Regions from separate parts of the Homo sapiens genome. Here region 2 is linked to region 1. Evidence: read pairs that join two places in POLR2A ChIA-PET (ENCODE). Cell type or tissue: endothelial cell of umbilical vein. All regions are shown on one strand. Links, peaks and the distances in the headings refer to the core of each region. The heading gives the core; the rest is flanking DNA.

What was found. ChIA-PET counts read pairs that join two places held together with the same protein. Peaks named below come from ENCODE experiments on the same cell type or tissue, not always from the same donor. Only the 100,000 strongest peaks of a DNase experiment are listed, where the experiment ranks them.
Region 2: POLR2A ChIA-PET joins it to region 1 with 5 read pairs; 3 of 35 experiments call an interaction of 5 or more read pairs at or near these places.

The regions. Positions count from the first base shown.
Region 1 is chr14:21,365,211-21,368,129 of GRCh38, reverse strand. It overlaps SUPT16H (SPT16 homolog, facilitates chromatin remodeling subunit), which reads left to right. Exons shown (of 26, transcript NM_007192.4): 8 at 1,601-1,691. Among named protein-coding and RNA genes, the nearest start is that of SUPT16H, 17 kb to the left of the region's middle. In endothelial cell of umbilical vein, for the core only: no CTCF peak of the experiment used is centred there; no DNase peak of the experiment used is centred there.
Region 2 is chr14:21,217,473-21,220,391 of GRCh38, reverse strand. All of the region lies in intron 5 of HNRNPC (heterogeneous nuclear ribonucleoprotein C), which reads left to right. Among named protein-coding and RNA genes, the nearest start is that of LINC00641, 12 kb to the right of the region's middle. RefSeq lists an enhancer at 1,149-1,692. In endothelial cell of umbilical vein, for the core only: no CTCF peak of the experiment used is centred there; no DNase peak of the experiment used is centred there; H3K27ac peaks cover 991 bases.

The DNA.
Region 1 (2,919 bases), core at 158-2,657:
CTGGGCAATGAGGCCCCCATATCTCTACAAGAAATTAAAAATGAAACAATTAGTTGGGCATAGTGGTGCACGCCTGTGGTCCCAGCTACTCAGACTGAAGTTGAGGAGGATCACTTGAGCCTGAATGGTCAAGGCTGCAGTGAGTTGCGATTATACCTCGGCAGTGAGCTATGATTGCGCCACTGCACTCCAGCCTGGGCAATAGAGTTGAGACCTTCTCTCAAAAAAGAAATGTCATTAGTGTTATGTTTATGTCTCTGAGGCTCTCATATTAAAAACAGAATAAGATTTACAAATGTTGAATCATCCTAGCATCTAGGTCTTGAATCTGCATTTCTTTCAAGCATGAGTGATCATTGTGGTTTACATTGATGTTTATAGAAACCTCTCTGACTTGTTAGGCCCTCTGTGTCCAGATCATCACAAAATACCTTGGCCTTATTACTATTCCTTAGTTATAGAAAGTTCTGAGAACTAGTATCTCTACCTACAGGATATATACTGTTAATCCTACATCAAAACGATACGAAGGATACTGAGCTTCCAGACACCATTCTTCCACATTATCTCTAAGTCGGTCTTAAGAAGTCCTATTGGAAATCATAGCCATAGATAGTTTAATGAAGATAAAGATCCCTCTGAGGCCACCATATCTAGACTACTTTTTAGCTTGACATACCCATTCATAGTCTAGATCCTGAAAAATTAAGGCCACAGCCCTCATAACAATAATTCACCCATTTAGTGATAAATGGAACAGGCCCACCACAAGGATCTGTTTTTGAAAATGTATAATAACTTTAATGTGATACCATTTATCAACTCTTAAAGTATTTTATTAAGACCACTGTCCTCCTAGATCAGTGATTCTCAAATAGTATGATTAAGAATGGGATCGGGGCCGGGTATGGTGGCTCAAGCCTGTGATCCCGGCACTCTGGGAGGCCAAGGTAGGCGGATCATGAGGTCAGGACCATCCTGGCTAACACGGCGAAACCCCATCTACTAAAAATACAAAAAAATTAGCCGGGCGTGGTGGCAGGCACCTGTAGTCTCAGCTACTCGGGAAGCTGACGCAGGAGAAAGGCGTGAATCCGGGAGGTGGAGCTTGCAGTGAAGTAGGATCACGCCACTGCACTCCAGCCTGGGCAACAGAGTGAGACTCCATCCAAAAAAAAAAGAATGGGGCCAGGTGGAGTGATTTACACCTATAATTCCTGCACTTTGGGAAGCCAAGGTGGGAGGATTGCTTGAGTCCAGTTTGAGACCAGCCTGGGCAACATGGCAGACCATGTCTCTACAAAAAATAAAAAATTAGCTGGGCATAGTGGTGTGTGCCTATAGTCCCAGTTACTTGGGAGGCTGAGGTGGGAGGATCATTGAGTCTGGGAGGTCAGGGCTGCAGTGATCCGTAATCATGCTACTGCACTCCAGCCTGAGTGACAGAGTGAGACCTTGTCTCAAAAAAAAAAAGTGAGTGGACTGTTTAGTTCACACTTTGAGAAACACTGCTTTAGGGGACATAAATTTTGATTTTAAAATGTTACTGAGTTTTTTTCCTAAAAGATACTTTAATATCTCCTTTGTGTCTTGTTATTAGGTGTGAAGATATGTGACGTGTATAACGCTGTCATGGACGTGGTTAAAAAGCAGAAGCCAGAACTGCTGAACAAAATTACCAAAAACCTAGGGTATGCCATGATGTCTATTGTCATTCTTGAGTCAGTTTTCAGTTAGACTGTCAGTGGTCAGTCTTATTTCTTTAGGCTAATTGATTGATTCAGCCAACATTTATGGACTAGCAAACTATACTATGTGCCAGGCACATGATGTTATCAGAGAAGGTGAGACAGATTTAAGTTCTCCCAAGTGTATAAGAGAGATTTTTCTAGACCAGTGTGGTGTTCCAGCCCATAGGTTTTCCAGGATATAATTACAGATGTTAGGAAATATTATCAATACATACTATATCTCCTCTCTCCGTGCACATTTGCAACTTAAGTACTCTGAGATGTCCTAATATTTTATTTAGAGACAGGGTCTCACTCTGTCCAGGCTGGAGTGCAGTGGTGCAGTCGTGCCTCACTGCAGTCTAGACCTTCTGGGCTCCAGCAATCCTCCCATCTCAGCTCCCCCAATAACTGGGACCAAGGCACGTGCCACCACACCCAGCTCATTTTTTTATTTTTTGTAGAAACAGGGTCTCGCTATGTTGCCCAGGCTGGTCTTGACCTCGTGGGCTCAAGCAGTCCTCCCACCTTGATCTCCCAAAGTGCTGGGATTACAGATGTGAGCCACTGTGCCTGGCCGTTTGTTTGTTTTGGGGGTTTTTTTTTGTTTTGGTTTTGGTTTTGGTTTTGGTTTTGGTTTGTTTATTCAATCCAGTGTATTTCTCAAATGTATTTTATACATTTCTCAAATGTATTTTATCACTGAACACCTAGAAATACCTAATAACGTGTAATGGAACAAAGGACATTTTGGGAAACAAAGCTTTATGTAGGCATTCTCTTTAGATGAAAACTAGTCTATGGTATATAGTTTCTAGACTTCTCTCATGGAAATATATACCTATATAACAAGTCTTACGAATCTGGTTTACCAGTGTTCCACTAAAAATTGCCCCTTTTAATCTAGTAATTACTGTCTTAGTAATGTACCCCTTAATAATCTCTATGTTGTTTCTAGGAGTACTACTGACTTGATTTTATGGTAGAAGGTTAAAGTTTAAATGTGGGCAAATAAGCTAAAATTAAAAAGGCTCGATATAATCAATTAGGAAATTATTTTTCGCCATGGGATTATACAGCATGTTTAGAGGCCAAAGACTGTCTTTGAATCCTCTTTTCTAACTGAGCGGTCAGCAGGGGTAAATCATTTCAAACATGTTTGCCTGTCTTATTGTGAAAGTTGAAATGA
Region 2 (2,919 bases), core at 185-2,684, 150 kb after region 1:
GCTGGGCGTGGTGGTGGGCGCCTGTAGTACAAGGCTGAGGCAGGAGAATCACTTGAATGCAGGAGGTGGAGGTTACAGTGAGCTGAGATTGTGCCCATTGCACTGCAGCTTGGACAACAAGAGCAAAACTCTGTCTCCAAAAAAAAAAAAAAACCAGAAATAGATGGCCTCAGAGAAAAGGGGTTGGGTTAAAGACATCACGTGACGCATAAGGCATAATGTCTTTAGCTTTTACTTTGAATGAGATGGGAAGCTATTAGAGGGCTTTGTGAAGAGAATGGGAGGGTCTTACTCATATTTTAACAAGATCACTCTTACTGAGAAAGATAATGGGTGGCTGTTCAGAGAAGCAGTGATTTTTGGTGGGACCAGAGAAATGGCAATGGGAGTGATGAAAAGCAGATGGATCTTAAAGGTGTTGCTGAGAAATTTGCTTATGTTGTGAGGCTTGAGAGAGGAATCAGATGTGGCCAGCGTTTTTGTCTGGACAACTGGAATTATGGAATTTACAGTGACAGTGATTGGGAGGAGCTAAGGTGAGGAGCAGATATCATAAATCAGTTGTGGACATGTTAAAGTTGATCCGTTTGGAGAGATATTAAGTAAGCAGTTGTTTATATGGTTCTAAGGGAGTCATCTGCTTAGAGTTTATAAAACCGCAATACTGGATGATTGGAAACAGAAGAGAGATTCTGGGGGTACTGTGACCTTTAAAGAATGTGGCGGTAAGGAAGAAATGAGCAAAGGAGATTGAAAATGCCAAAATGAAAAAAATGGAGAAGCATGAAGTATCTTGGAAACTGTATGAATATATGTCAAAAGAGTAGAAAGGCAAACAAGGTCTTTCATGTCACTAATAGTTGAAGTAGTATGAGAATTTAGAAAACGTCTTTTTGAATTAGCGGTGTCATTGGTGACCTTTGACAAAGGTAGGTACTGTTAAAGGCAGAAATCTTACACAGATTTCAAGTGAATGGAAAGATAGAAATTGGAGTCAGCATAGAAAACACACAATAAAATTCACCCTTTTGGTGTATAATTCCTACATCAGATTTGATTTACAAAATGCATAGTCATATAACCATAACTATAACCAAGATAGAAATAGTTCCCAGTTCTCTGAAATGCACCTTCACTCTGTTGCCTAGCAATCATATCTGTTCCTTAAAAGGAATTTTATTGTAAGTGAAAGAACTTCTTACTCTTCTATGTTGATAAAATGAGAATTTTAAAAATATGTAATTTTTTTTCCCCTTTCTTTTTCTTCTTTTTTTTTTTTTTTTGAGAAAGAGTCTCGCTCTGTTCCCAGTCTGGAGTGCAGTGGTGCGGTCTTGGCTTACTGCAACCTCTGCTTCCTGGGTTCAAGCGATTCTCCTGCCTTAGCCTCCCAAGTAGCTGGGACTACAAGCATGTGCCACCATGCCCAGCTAATATTTGTATTTTTAGTAGAGATGGGGTTTCATCATATTAGCCAGGCTATTCTTGAACTCCTGATCTCATGATCTGCCCTCCTCGGCCTCCCATAGTGCTGGGATTACAGGCATGAGCCACTGCTCCCAGCAATTTTTTTTTCTTTGTCTCACAGGCTGGTCTTGAACTCTTGGGCTCAAGCGATCTGCCTGCCTTGGCCTTCCAAAGTGCTGGGATTACACATGAGAGCCACTGCATGTGACTCAATTTCAGTTTTTTTTTTTTTTTTTTTTTTTTTTTGAGAGAGAGTTTCGCTTTGTCTCCCAGGCTGGAATGCAGTGGTGCGATCTTGGCTTACTGTAACCTCTGCTTCCCAGGTTCAAGCAGTGCCTCAGCCTCCTGAGTAGCTGGGACTACAGGTGCATGCCACCACACCCTGCTGATTTTTTTGTATTTTAGTAGAAACCGGGTTTCACCATGTTGGCCAGGCTAGTCTCTTAACTCATGATCTCAGGCAATCCACCTGCCTCGGCCTCCGGAAGTGCTGGGATTACAGGCATGGGCTACCATGCCCAGCCTCAATTTTAGTTTTTTAAAAAATAAAATTGCACCACATTGTCAGTTTAAAATTTTATCTTTGGTAAAGATCAACACTGACATATGGGAGTATGTGTATTGTTGAATACCATGACAAATGAGTAATGTTAAAGTTATTTGTGGCTGCACACGGTGGCTCATGCCTGTAATTGCAGCACTTTGGGAGGGTGAGGCTGGTGGATCACTTGAGGTCCAGGAGCTCATGACCAGCCTGGCTAACATGGTGAAATCCCATCTCTACTAAAATTACAAAAACTAGCTTGGCTTGGTATCGTGTACCTGTAATCCACGCTACTTGGGAGACTGAGGCATATAAACAAGAAAAGCCAGGGATTTTTTTTTTCCCTTTCTTAAAACAGTCTTGAATCCAGTCAAGTTTCAGAATTGATGATTGATCTAGGACTCAAGCAACCTGCCTGTTACAGACTAGATTCTTTTTGACTGAGAAAGTTTTCAGGTGCATTTTCAAATTGTCTTCCCATGAAATGTCTGGTTTTGTGTTAAGATAGTTTCCTAATGAAACCATCAAGACACACCACTTTTTCCCTTAATATGCAACATTTCATTAAGATGTCAAATTTTATTCCTCTTAAAATAAGTATGTACATTTAATGTATTTTTTCTTCGTGGAGCCATTTTCAATCAAATGGCTTAGAATTTACAAAAATATCCCTAAATACTAATATTTGTAATTCTTTCTGATAGAATATTACAGAACCAATTATTGATTGATGCCATTGGCTCAGTATAGGAGCTATTGCTACCTATTCTTTGGTAGTAGGTATGTTTATGGTGTTCCCCAACCCATATCAGTGATCTTTGGACAAGGCTAACCCAACAATGTGGTAATAATCTATTTCCATTTTTTCCCCCTTAATTACCAGAATTATATTTTCTTTAAAAATTATGTTA